Linked DNA regions of Homo sapiens: region 2 is linked to region 1. A link is an interaction called in ENCODE POLR2A ChIA-PET data of the cell type or tissue named here. Cell type or tissue: OCI-LY7. All regions are shown on one strand. Links, peaks and the distances in the headings refer to the core of each region. The heading gives the core; the rest is flanking DNA. Region 1 has its middle 21 kb from the start of PECAM1. Region 2 overlaps ERN1 (endoplasmic reticulum to nucleus signaling 1).

What was found. ChIA-PET counts read pairs that join two places held together with the same protein. Peaks named below come from ENCODE experiments on the same cell type or tissue, not always from the same donor. Only the 100,000 strongest peaks of a DNase experiment are listed, where the experiment ranks them.
Region 2: POLR2A ChIA-PET joins it to region 1 with 11 read pairs; 1 of 35 experiments calls an interaction of 5 or more read pairs at or near these places.

The regions. Positions count from the first base shown.
Region 1 is chr17:64,408,280-64,415,921 of GRCh38, reverse strand. No RefSeq gene overlaps it. Among named protein-coding and RNA genes, the nearest start is that of PECAM1, 21 kb to the right of the region's middle. In OCI-LY7, for the core only: no CTCF peak of the experiment used is centred there; DNase peaks (open chromatin) are centred at 3,301 and 3,801; H3K4me3 peaks cover 1,808 bases; H3K27ac peaks cover 2,069 bases.
Region 2 is chr17:64,087,346-64,094,987 of GRCh38, reverse strand. All of the region lies in intron 2 of ERN1 (endoplasmic reticulum to nucleus signaling 1), which reads left to right. Among named protein-coding and RNA genes, the nearest start is that of ERN1, 39 kb to the left of the region's middle. In OCI-LY7, for the core only: no CTCF peak of the experiment used is centred there; a DNase peak (open chromatin) is centred at 3,707; H3K4me3 peaks cover 556 bases; H3K27ac peaks cover 981 bases.

The DNA.
Region 1 (7,642 bases), core at 2,761-5,260:
GCCAAGCTGGTCTTGAACTCTTGATGTCAAGTGATCTGCCTGCCTCAGCCTCCCAAAGGGCTGGGGTTATAGGCATGAGCCACTGCGCCCGGCCTGTCCTGTGATGTTTCTGACCTTGAGTCTTGCCCTCCGCAGGCCGTGGGCACCGGGAAGACAAAGCTAACGTGACTGTTTAGAATGTATTTCCTATTGGCCGGGCGCAGTGGCTCACGCCTGTAATCCCAGCACTTTGGGAGGCCAAGGCGGGTGGATCATCTGAGGTTGGGAGTTCAAGACCAGCCTGTCCAACATGGAGAAACACTGTCCCTACTAAAAATACAAAATGAGCCGGGCATGGTGGCCCATGCCTGTAATTCCAGCTACTCGCGGAGGCTGAGGCAGGAGAATCACTTGAACCTGGGAGGCGGAGGTTGCAGCGAGTGGAGATCGCACCATTGCACTCCAGCCTGGGCAACAAGAGCGAAATTCCATCTCAAAAAAAAAAAAACGTATTTCCTACCTTGGTGGCTTCTATGGGTTCCTGGGAAGGTGGGATGGTTTTTGCAGTTGTATTTTGCTAGAGGTGACAGTGGGGAGGAAGTGCATGGAAGGTAAAGCTGGGGGTTTTTTTGTTTGTTTGTTTTTGTTTTCTTTGAGATGGAGTTTTGCTCTTGCTACCCAGGCTGGAGTGCAGTGGTGTGATGTTAGCTCACTGCAACCTCTACCTCCCGGGTTCAAGCAATTCTCCTGCCTCAGCCTCCCTAGTAGCTGGGATTACAGGCACCTGCCACCAGGCCCGGCTAATTTTTTTTGTATTTTTAGTACAGATGGGGTTTTACCATGTTGGCCAGGCTGGTCTTGAACTCCTGACCTTAGGCGATCCACCTGCCTTGGCCTCCCAAAGTGCTGGGATTACAGGTGTGAGCCACCCTGCCCAGCCAAAGCTGTGTTTTTTTAAGCAACAATATTATTCTAGGCATTGTGCTAAATTTAACAGCTTTACCTACCATAAAACTCACCCATTATAAGTGTACAATTAATTCAGGGTCTCTTAGTTAGGCTTGCACATAAAATACAGGATATCCAGTTAAATGTGAATTCCAGGCTGGGCACAGTGGCTCACACCTGTAATCCCAGCACTTTGGGAGGCCTAGGCAGGCAGATCAGTTGAGGTCAGGAGTTCGAGACCAGCCTGGCCAAAGTGGTGAAACCCCCGCCCCTACTAAACATACAAAAATTAGCTGGGTTTGTGTTGCGTACCTGTAATTCCAACTACTTGGGAGACTGAGGCAGGACAATCGCTTGAACCAGGGAGGCGGAAGCTGCAGTGAGCTGAGATCGCGCACCTGTAATTCCAACTACTTGGGAGACGGAGGCAGGAGAATCGCTTGAACCAGGGAGGCGGAGGCTGCAGTGAGCCGAGATCGCGCCGGTAAACAGCAAATGTTTTCTTTTCTTTTCTTTTCTTTTTTTGAGATGGAGTTTCGCCCTTGTTGCCCAGGCTGGAGTGCAATGGCGCAATCTTGGCCCACTGCAACCTCCGCCTCCCGGGTTCAAGCGATTCTCCTGCCTCAGCCTCCCGAGTAGCTGGGATTGCAGGCATGTGCCACCATACCCAGCTAATTTTGTATTTTTAGTAGAGACAGGGTTTCTCCATGTTGGACAGGCTGGTCTCGAACTCCCAACCTCAGGTGATCCACCTGCCTCAGCCTCCCGAAGTGCTGGGATTACAGGCGTGAGCCACTGCGCCCAGCCCAGCAAATACTTTCTTAGTGTAAGTATATCCCATGCAATATGCAAGGATGTCCCATCTGAGACATACTTATATTAAAAATAGTATTTATTGCTTATCTGAAATTTAAATGGGCATCCTGTATCTTTATTGACGAAATTCGGGAACCCTACAATTTGTGAAGACAGAGTTGTACAAGCATCACCACGATCCAGTTGAGCACATTTTCTTCACCCCCAAAAGTTCCCTCTTGCCCAATGGCAGTCGTCCTCCGATCCCTCTCCAAGTCCCAGGCAACCTCTGGTCGGCATCCTGTCTCTATAGATTTGGAGAAGACTGTATTTTTAAGTGGAGAGACTTGGCTGTTACATAACTGTTTAGCACCCGAGTATTTGCATGAAGAGTTTCATTTCATTTTTTCAAGTGGAACCATGGAGGAGAGTGGCTGCCCAAGGTGGGGTTTGTCTTTTGCCGTCTGAGTGGCCCCTGGGATGCAGGTATGTCCATTATTTAAATCTCTTGGTGTTTACAGACCACATGGGTAACCCCTGTTGTGGCAAGGCTGAGGGCCTCTTCACCTGTCACTGAGTGTGGGGACTCTTTTCAGGCCTGGGCAGGGCAGGAAGTCTGGAGGGGATATCAGGTGATCAGAGGGCCATTCGAGAATGCTGCAGGCTACAGTGACAAAATGCTGGTCCTGGGCTATCTGAGACCAGTCCTGGAATGACTTAACTAAATTAAATCTTATGAATCAAGGTGCCTAGCACCGTGCCTGTTGCCTAAAGTGTAGCTGGAAAATAGTCTCCCACGAATCCAGAGTGACATTTGCTCCATACCCAGTTGGGCCTAAGCCTCTAGATCTAGAGATATCCATGAAGAATGGCTCTTGCTTTAAGAACTTAATTCTTTAGTGACTAATGTTTCTAGAGCATTAACCGCAGGCAAGCATTTTCTAAGAGCTTTACATATGTTAATGTCCAATCCTCACAGACACACTGTGAGGCAGATGCTCGCATTCTCTCCATCTTGCCTATGAAGAAATCAAGGCTCAGAGAAGTTAAGCAAATCCCCTGAGGTCACACAGCTAGTCTGGGCCTAGAAGAGCCTTTTCTCCTACTATTACTCTGTGTTGCTTCATAATATGGTGTAAGTTCTGTGGGAGCCCAGAAAGCAAGGCATCTGAGCTACTGGGAAGGAGGGATGAGACAAGTACCCTGAGGAGTTAGCTGACCAAGGAAGCAGGGAACAGCATTTCAAGCAGAAGGAACAGCACATGCAAGGGTTACAGGCAAGAGACCGTGGCCTGCATAAAGAGTGGCTGATGACGTTTGGGATAAACGACTTCCCAGAACATTTCAAAAAAACTCAAATGTTTTCTTTGGGGAAAATAGTCTGATTTTGGCAAGAGAAAGAATCTCAGAAGAGAGCCTTGAGACCTTCAGGAGCTATTGTTAACTTGGTGAATTGTCTCTGGTGCATCTCTCTCCCTCACAAGGCCTGTTTGTTCTTCTGTGATAAAAGGGCTAATAGCACCTGTGCTGTGGGCTCATTTAATAGAACACAGTCGTGTGTAGGGCGTAATAGAAGAGAATGGAATGGAATAATGTAGGTGGCATGCATCGAGAGCTTCGCATGTGGTGGCCACCCAGGTGTGGCACAGCCCTGGGCCCCGACGCATCCGCTCGGGCACCCATGCCTTACTGACACATTGAAGAGGAGCTGGGAATTTGTTTTCCATCTGGCAGAGCCCCTTCCGTCTTCCTCTACCTGCGGTTCTGGGGGCTCAGTCTGGAGAGGCGCCAGGCGGCTAACTGACTCTGGCATTGGGAATGCGTTTGCAGGGAGCCAGGGGAAGGGAGAAGTCTTACTGCCGGCTCCCTCCAGGCTCCCTTCCTCGTGATTTATCACTATGGAAACTGAGCTCCTTTCCTCTTCGCGCTGCCGGCTGGTGGGGGTGCACATTGTTGATGCCGTTGCCCCACAGATCAGAAGTTCCTTCCTCTTTCCTGCTGCAGAAATGCCACAGTAACCTACGTGGCCCAAGAACTGCAGCTCACACCTGAAGAGCCCAGTCTTGGGAAAAACAATCTCATCGGATTCCCCAGGGGTTACGGGGGCCTTCTGGGTAAGCAGAGCCGGCCTGAGAACAATGTCAGGGGAGAACAATGCAGCCACCGGGCTGAGCTGGTGGCCCTGCTGTTCCTCTTCCTTCAGCTTCCCTAGTTGGGGGTTAAAAATGGATTTACAGGCAGTCGCAAGTATATCATGTTAGGCGGCAGAAAACTGAAACTCAGAGTCTCTTAGTGTGGGCAAAGTCTCCCGCGACAACCCACTTGCTGCAGGTGCCCAGCCCTGCATATGCCCACCCATGACATATGCCCACCCACTGCATTTGCCCACTCACTGCATATGCCTACCCATCACATATGCCCACCCACTGCATATGCCCACCCACTGCATATGCCCACCCACTGCGTATGCCCACCCACTGCGTATGCCCACCCCCTGCACATGCCCACCCACTGCACATGCCCACCCACTGTGTATGCCCACCCACTGCGTATGCCCACCCACTGCACATGCCCATCCACTGCACATGCCCATCCACTGCGTATGCCCACCCACAGCATATGCCCACCCACTGCACATGCCCACCCACTGCACATGCCCACCCACTGCATATGCCCACCCACTGCACATGCCCATCCACTGCATGTGCCCACTCACTGCATATGCCCACTCATGACATATGCCTGTCCATTTCATGTGCCCACCCATGACATATGCCCACCCATGACATTCCCACCTAGTGCGTGTGCCTATCCACTGCATATACCCAACCCCTGCATATGCCCACCCATTGCATATGCTTGCCCATTACACATGCCTATCCACTGCATATACCCATCCACTGCATATGCCCACCCACCGCATATACCCACTCACTGCATATGCCCATCCACTACATATACCCACTCACTACATATACCCACTCACTACGTATACCCACTCACTACATATGCCCACCCACTGCATATGTCCTCCCATCACATATGCTCACCCACTGCACAGGCCTGGTGAGAGCTGGCTCTGCTGGACTTGGTCTGGCCCTCCGTAACCATTCCTTAGAGGCCAGTGCCTGGATTACAGCACCCTGGGCATGGCATCACATGTACCTGTGCCAGGTCCTAGACTCAAGGACACAGGGCAAGGGGGGATTCCAGAGACAACAAAGGAAGCTCCCTGGCCAGGAAGTCCTGAGACACTGCCAGGCCCAGCAGTCCCCTTGCTGGCCACACAGACAAGACATGGCCAACCTCAGGGCCTCAGGGTCCTTCTCTGTAAGTTGACCTAAGGGATTCCTCTGTAGCCTCATCCTATGGGGGATGGGAGAGAGGGAGCTAAGAGCACCTCCTACTTGCCCATCTCTCTCTTAAGAGAGGTTCATCTAAGAGTAGCTTTCTGGGGAAACTGGCCTTCAAACGACCTGGGAGAAAAACATTTCATTTAGGAGCTGAGGCTTGTCAATGCATCTCACAATGATTTGCAGAAATCCCCTTTACCTCCCTGAATATACAAGATCTTTTCTAGGTGCAAAATGTTCCTGTTTGTTTTCCGTTTAGAATTTCCCCTTATTGGGAGCATATTTTCTCCCTCTCACCCTCAGAGAAAATTTCCAGGTTCCTTCCACATTCTAAAGAGCAATGTGAAAATTCAAGGTTTTCTGTTTTGTTTTGTTTTGTTTTTTTTGAGACTAAATCTCGGTCTATTGCCCAGGCTGGAGTGCAGTGGTGCAATCTCGGCTCACTGCGACCTCCACCTCCCGGGTTCAAGCGAATTCTCCTGCCTCAGCCTCCTGAGTAGCTGGGCCCACGGCACGTGCCACCACACCTGGCTAATTTTTGTGTTTTTAGTAGAGACAGGGTTTCACCATGTTGGCAAGGCTGGTCTCCAACTCCTGACCTCAAGTGATCCTCCTGCCTCAGCCTCCAAAAGTGCTGGGATTACAGGTGTGAGCCATGGCATCCAGCCCTATTTTTTAAATAGAAATATTTTTATTGAGATAATAGTACATTTGCATGCATTTGCAGTAAATAATACAGAGATATGTGCCAGTTTCCCCTAATGGTAACATTTTGCAAAGCTACAGTACACCATCACAACCAAGTTTTCTGGGTTTTGTTTATTTGTTTGTTTTGTTTTTGAGACAGGGTCTCGCTCTGTTGCTCAGGATGGAGTGCCATGGCCCAATCATGGCTCACAGTAGCCTCCACCTCCCGACTCAAGCAATCCTCCCACCTCAGCCTCCCGAGTAGCTGGGACCACAAGCATGTACCCCCATGCCTGGCTAATTAAAAAACAAAATTCATGTAGAGATGGGGTGTCTCACTATGTTGTCCAGGGGGGTCTCGAACTCCTGGGCTCAAGTGATCCTCCCGCCTCAGCTTCCCAAAATGCTGGGATTACAGTCACCAGCCATAGCGCTGGCTGCAACTGGTCCATTTTTAAAAAGCTCTAATTAAAGCACGTCCTTGACATTTGGGAGGTATTCATCCACAAGCCCAGATGTGTTCTCACATTCTGAGTATTAGGAATGTTTACACAGGCTCCTGACGTGGTCCTAAATCACATGAATCTCATTTCTGTCTAGAAGCACCATTTCCTGTGCATATTCTCATACCCCAACTTGGCTGCCTTTTTGATTTTTACGTATCTATTTATTTCAATTGTGTTTAATCAGGTAATGAAGCTCTAAAGAAACAGGAAACATGGAGACAGTGGTATAGAACAAGGTGAAGGATTACATCCTTGCATAACCTTGGTGAATACATATGTTACATTCAGTGTATTTCAACTGTTTCAGACTTTGATCCCTTCCATCTTTGTTCTAGACCAAAGATTTTTCTATTGTGGAGTATTTCAAGAAGTCCTGAAATGTTTTTCTTTCTGTTTTGTGTTTTTTTTTTTTTTTGAGACAGAGTCTCACTCTGTCACCCAGGCTTGTGTGCGATGGCGTGATCTCGGCTCACCTCTGCCTCCCGGGTTCAAGCAATTCTCCTGCTTCAGCCTCCCGAGTAGCTGGGATTACAGGCGTGCACCACTATGCTCAGCTAATTTTTTGTATTTTTAGTAGAGATGGGGTTTCATCATGTTAGCCAGGCTAGTCTCAAACTCCTGACCTCAGGCGATCCACCTGCCTTGGCCTCTCAAAGTGCTGGGATTACAGGTGTGAGCCACCGCACCGGGCCCTGAAATGTTTTTCTTCCAGAGGCCCTGTGTGAGGAATTAGGGCTCAGGGCTGAAGGCAGGCAGCCAGCATCACCACTTCAGCTGTGGGATCGTGGACAAGAGTACTAACCTCTCTGAGAGTCTTGTTTCTCTCTTGTAAAAAGAGGGTAATAACAGTAACTGACTCATAGGATTAAAGGAAACGTGAGAAATATGTAAGCACTCAATAAATATTAGTTATTATTATTTAAATAAAAGCTCCATAGCGGAGTCTTATAATTTTTAGGAGTAAAATCATAACTCTCATGCAAATATAATATGAACATGTGTCAAATATTTTATTTAACTTATCAATTAATGAGTGAACCAGTGAAATGCTATAACTTACTCAAAGGAGAATCAAAGAGGATATGTATATATGATTAGATTGATTGACCAATTGATCATTAGATATGCAGATATCTACCATCAGGGATGCTAAAATGAGTTGGCTTAAAAGATGTAAAACTGGTTGGGTGCGGTGGCTCACGGCTATAATCCCAGCACTTTGGGAGGCTGAGGCGGGTGGATCACCTGAGGTCGGGAGTTTGAGACCAGCCTGACCAACATGAAGAAACCCCGTCTCTACCAAAACATACAAAATTAGCTGGGCGTGGTGGTGCATGCCTGTACTCCCAGCTACTCGGGAGGCTGAGGCATGAG
Region 2 (7,642 bases), core at 2,194-4,693, 320 kb after region 1:
AGATTTCAACATTTTTCTAAATTGTTAAATATAGATAAATGATAAAGGTATCCAGATGCTACTCTAGGTCCTGAGGATACAGCAAGTGAACAAAACAGGCAAACCCTTTTATCATAAAGCTTTCATTCTAGTGGGAAAACAGGAAATCAGTTACTTAGTAGTGACGAGAGGTTTGAAGAAAAAATGAAGTGGGGACATGGAATGGGCAGTACCAGGTTGGGGTGGGAGTCTGCAGTTTTAAACAGGGAGGGCTCCACGGAGAAGGTGTCATTTGAGCAAGAGCTCAAGGAGGCAAGGGAGTCTTGTAGACAGCCGGCATAGCGGGTCAAAGGTGGAGTGTCCTTAAAAAAAAAAAAAAAAAGAAAGGATGGGAGTGTCCCTGGCACGGTAGAGGAGGAGCACAGAGTTGATGTGGCGGGAGGAGATCAGCTCAGAGAGAGATGGGCCAGTCATACAGGGCAGGAGGGACCCAGCGCTTCCTTTACTTCACATGTACTATAAAGTTGCTTACTGAAACAAAATTTATAGTCAGTAAACTACGTATACACAGTTTCAAAAAGAAATAAACATATTACCGAACTGGTAATCTAAAACAAATAATAGGAAAGTATTTTTTTAATCACATAGATATAGCATGTAAATGCTCGGACACACGCTGACACTCCCCCCAGGAACAAATGCTGTGCCTGTTGATGCAGATGGAGACAAGTGCAGGATAGTTTACCACCATAGCCACGGCAACTGGATTTCCAGGACGGTGAACTGTTCTTGGTAGTGTTTCAAACAAAAGAAGTACAGCCTTACCTGCCTTACACAGTAGTTACGTTCCAAGAAAATTCTGTATATTATGAAAAAGTACATTTGTGCTTATGTGTAAAACAGGCTATAGCCTCGGATAATTAGTAAAGGGTTTTGGCCCATGAGAATGTCTGGCAGGACATCAGAGTGGCATGCAGATGCAGGGCAATCCTTGGTTGTACAGGACCGCTAGCATCCCTGGTCCCCCACACTTAGTGCCTGTAAAGTCCGCTAGTCTCTGTGACCACCAGAAAATACCTTCATCGATTTCTCAAGCATTCCCTGGGGAGCTGTGCTCTCCCTACGGATACCACTGGTGTAGGGCCTAGTGGCTGGTGTGAGGACATTGGCTTTTCCTCAGCCGTTGGAGGAACCTGAGGCAAGGAGCAACATGCCCTGTTGTTCTGGACTGAATATTTGTGTCATCCTTCCACTGCCATTCATAAGCTGAAGCCCTGGCCCTCAGTGTGATGGTACTTTGAGATGGGGCCTTTGGGAGATAATCATGAAGATGGGGCCCTTAGGATGGATGAGTGTCCTTATGAGAAGGGAGAGACCAGAGCTCGCTCATTCTCTCTCCACCATGTGAGGACATGGTGAGAAGGTGGCCGTCTGCAAGCCAAGAAGAGAGCCCTCACCAGAAACCAATCTCAGACTTCCAGCTTCCAGAACCATAAGAAATAAATTTCTGTTGTTCAAGCCCTCTAGTCTATGGTATTTTGTTATAGTAGTCTGAGCAGAGTAAGGCACATGGCCTCCACTTTACAAGATCAACAAGTGCTGTGTTGAAACTGAACAGATGGGGCCAGGAAGAAACTGGGAGGCCAGGCAGGGGTGTACTGCACTAGTCCAGACAAGAGAGGATACAAGCTTGGGTCTGAGTCTCAAAGAGGGATTCAGAGCTGAATGGAATAAACTTGCTGATGCAAACACATACCTTTAACTCACCAAACTGGGGTTCTTCAGAATAGAGGCCTGCAACTCCATTCGGCTGTTTACTTTTTTCAGGAGCCAATGAACTGGACATTTTTATGTATTTATTTACTTTTTTTTTTTGCTTTCTGTGGTGGTTTGGCAGGTGCTTTTGTTCCTCAGCCAAACGTGTTGTAGTTCCCAGAAATGGTGGTTTCTTACACCATAGTGGCAAATTATACGTAATAGAGAAAATGCGTTTTGTTTTCTGGAACTCATTTGGGTTGTGACATTTTACTTTAGGGGCCATCCTTCTAAGCACTGATTTTGTAGCTGTAGTCTGTCTTTCTCTAAAACCTCACCAGTGAATAGAGTTGAATATATTTCATCTCTGTACTTTTAGACGAAATGCAAACTGAGAATGTTGCCATCATGTTTTGTTTTAGATTAGCTTGCTTTGGCCTGATGGAGTTGAGAGGACTTTCTTTAGTATTTCCAGGGCTGGTGTAGGGCTTCTTGAGCTCACCTTAAAATACTAGTTAATGCTGATATTTAACACTCAAATCCCCATCAAATTACAGGTTATTCTATAGCAACCCTGCTCTATTCTTTTCTGTCTCCTTTCCAATAATAGTAGGCATGAAGAGCTGGGTCAAATTAGAACCATTCTTTACTAATCATGAAAATCTGCTAAATATGCAATATGACTACTCTCCTAGCCAGCTGGGCCCAGACTCCGGAGATGTCCCTTGAGTGGACATTTAGATAAATGATAAAGCTATCCAGATACTACTCCAGGTTCTGAGTATACAGCAGGTGAACAAAACAGGACATAATACTGGAGATTTCTTAGGAGGGAAGAGTCAGAACAAAGTTATTTGAAATTTGAAGACAATTTTATTCTCACGTGAGTGTCTCTTTCTAAACATGTGCCTCTTGCCACAGTTCCTCCCTGTGCTGACAGAATCACGGCCAAGCAGTATAGAAACTAGAGAAAATAGAATGATGCTGTGCTACTTCCCCCTTGATGCCCAGTGGTCACCAAGCCCTGTCATGCAGACTGGGAAGGACCCTGCAAACCTGACTCCTCTCTGGCCCCATTGCTGGTGCCTTAGCCAGGCTCTTGGCACTTATTTCCTAGGTGAATGCAGCAGCCTCCTGACCACCATCCATGCCCCCCGCACCTTAGCCCTCTCGTTCACTCATCACACTGCCCTCAGATACACCCCCAAAAAGACCAATTGGACCTAGCTGTACCCCTGCCTGCTGAAATGCTCTTGGTGTTGTCTATAGTGGTGGCGTTGTGCCTGCATCAGTGTGTGTGGTGTGTTACCTGTGAATGATGAGGAAAGGATAAATAGGGAGCGTGAGCATCATCCATGATGGGTTGGCCGTTTCAACAACTGGCCCTTCACCACTGCTAGTTTGAGAAGTGCTGCTCCACAGGGTCAAGTCTAAGCTCCTTAGTGCATGTGCAAGGCCATTCGTGGTCTCTCACCGCCGCCCCCCCGCCCCAACTCCCTGGGCTCCCTCCCCTGCCCAGCAGGTGCCCTACTTGCAGCCATGTAACTCCTTACCAGGCCTTGGAGACCTCTGGCCTTTGCTCATGCTCCCTCTCTACCAGCAGCCTGCAATGTTAGACAAGCTCCTGTTCATCTGTGAAGACCCCATTTACCTCCCTGGCTTCTCAAGCAGGGTGAGCCCATTTTTTCTCTGGGTTCTGGAGGTGCTTTTCTGAACCCTCTGTTGTGGCACTTCTGGCTTGTGTTGTAAATTTTTGTTCTCATTTGCTTCCTAGTGGATTTCTACCTCCTTACTGGGGCTCTGGGCAGCCAGGATGCTCAGTAAATGTCCAAGGCACTTGATGCTGACTCGGGTCCCAGAACTCTTCTGCCTGGACGTCTTTTGGGAGTCCTGAGAAACAAATGGGACTTGACTGCCTTCTCAGGATGAATCATTTGTTGCTTGTATCATAGTCATGACAGTTTCCGGTTCTGGTTTCTGATCTTGAGTTTTGCATGGCCTTTGGCAGTTGGTTTTTCTGTCCTGCTTTAGGCAGTGTGTGGGACTCTGGAAGAGTTGGAGATCTGTCTTCAGAAGTGCAATGGAAACATGAGAAGGGGAAATTGTGAAAAGTGATGATGTTTTGTTAATAGATCTAACCTGTTTTCTCTCAAGGACTTTTCTAGGCTTACAATATGCATCATCTACCTTTTTACCCTCACTGCTTAAGTATAAGAAAGGTGTTTATTTCCTCTTCATTGTTGTGAAGGATTGAAAATTAAGTTTTATGAAAGGGGCTGTGAGAGAAACCTGTTTTTACTTTTGAGCATCTTGGAAATGTGTTGGTTCTTTCTTTTTTTGTATTTTACTTTTAAACATAGACGGTTTAAAACATATCCAAATGTAGAAGTATTATGTAAAGAACCCCCATGTACTCATCACTCAGCTTCAACAGGGACTGGTTTGTATCTAGCCTTGTTCACCTGCACCCCCACTCACTTTCTTCCCTTATTTTTGGGACTTGCTTCAAAGTAATGCATTTCTCATTTCGGATGGCTCCTCTTAGCAGCTGCCACACACGTAGTAGCGTGGATCTCAGCTCCGATGGGTCGTCTTTGCAGCATTGGTTGGTGTGTGTTGGAATATGGTTGTGATTGTTGAAGTACATGGATAAAGTGCCTTATTTTGTCTGTGACTTAGTTACCTGTCCCTTTGTTCACTTTTGAGTGTCTGGTTTGATGGCACTCCATCACTCAGGAATGAATTCTGTGAAGTTATGACATCCTGAGAGGCATTTGGACACAGGCTGTAGTGTTGAATTGTCTTCAGTGCCTTCATGATTGATTATAACGTTCAGTGTGTTTTTTGGCCTGAGTTACTTCTGCCAAAGTAGAGATAAATGAGAACGCAGTAGACTTCAGCTGCTTTTAGTATGGGCAGTTTTCCGGATTACTTGGTCATTTCTATGTGATCGTCTTTGCCAAGTGTGACACTTCGTGACTTATGGAGGTTACCTCCAAAGAAAACTTATTACATCCTTTTCCAGTTCTGCTGAGATTAGAAATTGAGGAGCTTTTGATTAGATGTCTTTAAAAAAAAATGCTTTCCTCATGAAAGCTGAACTGTAAAGAATGTTTGAGACTTTCTGTCTTAAAATTTGGACCTAACAGCTTTAATGGGAGTTTATGGCTTAGGTTAATGAAGTGCTTTTTCTCTGGAGGGAAGGAATGAGCTGCCACTGGGGAGAAGTACTCCCTAATTGGGCCACTCGAATGTATGAAACATATTTGGGAGACTGAAGGTTTGAGTTAAGGAAGGGTGAATGGCTTTGTTTCTGCCAGTAATTTTTTTTTTTAATAAGAAAACAGTATTAGAACCTTAAGCACATTCTTGAGAAAATAGCAGTTGTTTACCTCATTCAGACTATGCCTTTCTAGTTTCACTGTTACCTGTCAGCCAGGGTTAAAATCTCCATGTCACCTTTAAATCGTTCCTTTCTCCCACTGCATTTATCTAGACAGGGCTCAGTTTTGCTGACACTCTTTTCCCTCCTGTCTGTTTCTGACTCCCCTCCACCCCGGCTCGGGTCTATCTGTTGCAGCACCTTTGTGATTCCTTCTCCCTTTTTCCCTTCATTTTGTGCCTCAATGCCCGCCTGTCTAACTTGCCTTCAGAGGACTTGTACAGGTTGAATATCCCTTACCCGAAATGCTTGGGACCTGAAGTGTTTCTGATTTTGGATTTTTTTAGGTTTGGAATATTTGCATTATATTTACCAGTTGAACATCTCAAATCTGAAAATCTGAAACCCAAAATGTTCCAGTGAGCATTTCCTTTGCACATCACGTTGGCGCTCAGGCTTCAGATTTTGGAACATTTCAGATTTTGGATTTTCGGATTTGGGATGCTCACCCTGTGTCACGTTCCTCTTTTTTTTTTTTTTTTTTTTTTTTTTTGAGATGGATTCTCACTCTTTTGCCCAGGCTGGGGTGCAGTGGCACGATCTCGGCTCACTGCAAGCTCTGCCTCCCAGGTTCACGCCATTCTCCTGCCTCAGCCTCCTGAGTAGCTGGGACTACACGTGCCTGCCACCATGCCCGGCTAATTTTTTGTATTTTTAGTAGAGAGAAGGTTTCACCATGTTAGCCAGGATGGTTTCGATCTCCTGACCTCATGATCCACCCACCTTGGCCTCCCAAAGTGCTGGGATTACAGGCGTGAGCCACTGCGCCCGGCCCACATTCCTCTTTTTCTCAGAGGCTTCCAGTTGGACTCTAGTGACCAACATTCCACATCACAAAGTTTTCAAGGCTTTCTTCCCCATGGTGTCACTGCCTGCAGTCCAGCTTCATTTGTGTTGTTCCTCAGGAGGAACATGTCACACTTACTGAGCCTGCGTCCTCTGTCCCGTGAACACAGTGACATTTTTTCACTCATGTTGTCTTGTCATCCCTGTGCTTGGGGCCGGCTGCCTTTATGAGGGTTTTCTGCTCCGAGTATTCCGGTCCCCACCTAGGAAAGCCTGTGGTGCATGCCCCATGTTCTAGCAGTTCGTTATGTGTGGTTCATGTGTATTAGCTTCGTAACTCAAACCATAAGCTCCCTTCTTTATCCTGCATGGCACTTAACAGAGAACCCAGCTGAAGCAGATATCTGACAGTTGTTTCTGAGATGTGTTTGGCGCATCTCAACAGAAAGTTACTAGTAGCAGGGTTGTCAGTCCTCTTCCTCCTCGGCGGGGAATGGGGGTGCATGTGTGTAGAGGATTACACAGACTATAAAGCATTTGAGACTTCATCTCTGCTCTTTGGGTCCTTAAATACCTTTCAAAAGGTATTTTGAATACCAACCCAGAACATTTAAAATCACTGCTAGGGTTACACTTAGAAGGGACTGGTTTGGGGACTTTCTAACTGTGTGGTAATATCTTAGTTGTGCAGAAGAGAGAGCTGATTTCCATTGCTGCGTTATGGGGGTCAGAAGGGTGGTCAGATGGGGTCAGAAAGAACAAGGTGGAGGAGGGCAGTAAAGCCAGAGGTCATCTAGAGTCCAACGGAAAAGCAAAAGCAGGGTGTTCCAGAAATATCCGTGCTCATCTGGGAAAGATAAGAGAAGGATCTTGCAAGGCTCCTTGAGCTCCAGTTAAGTGAGCAACCTGTTCTTGTGGCTTCTGTAATCAAAGGGATCTTACTTCTTCCTACATGGAAGGAAGTCTGCCCAGAGCTACCTCCAGAGAGAGGCCGTCAATCTCGAAGTCTGGTTTGAAACAATTATTTAAATTTTGGTTGATTGCATCAAAGACATTTTTCTGTTCAGCTGACTTATCACCCCATGTTTTCCCCAGGCCCTCACGAATTTTGCCAGCCCTGCATTTAGGGAAGCCTGGGATGGTCCTGACAGGGTCCTTCATGCTCTTAACTTGGGTTTCCCTTCAGTCTCTCTGTGCCCTGTGCAACTGGAAGAGCAGGCTCTTCAGAATTATGCCACAGGTGAGAGCAGGAGGAACAGGCCATTCTCTCCAACCTATTGCAGATGTTTGCCTTAAATAGCTTCTGTTTTTAGCTTTTTTTTTAACTTTTCATTTTATAAAAACTTTATACATACCCCAAAGTAAGAAGAGTAGTATCATGAAACCATGTACCCAGCACCCAGCTTCAATAATTATCAATGCGGGGTAATCCCTGTCCCTCTCCCTTAAATACTTTTCAAAAGGGCCAACCCAAAACATTTACAGTCACTGCTAGAGGTACACTTAAAAGGGACTGGTTTGGGGACTTCCTGAGTTTCTAGGTTGTGTGACTGGGTGGAAGTGGGACCCACTAGCCAATCTGGGGAATGTGAACTGAGGAGCAGGTCCTGGGGGTATGGCCTTGGGCTGAGACACCCATAGCAGTTGCAAGTGGGACTGGGTCAGGAGTCCAAGGGAGAA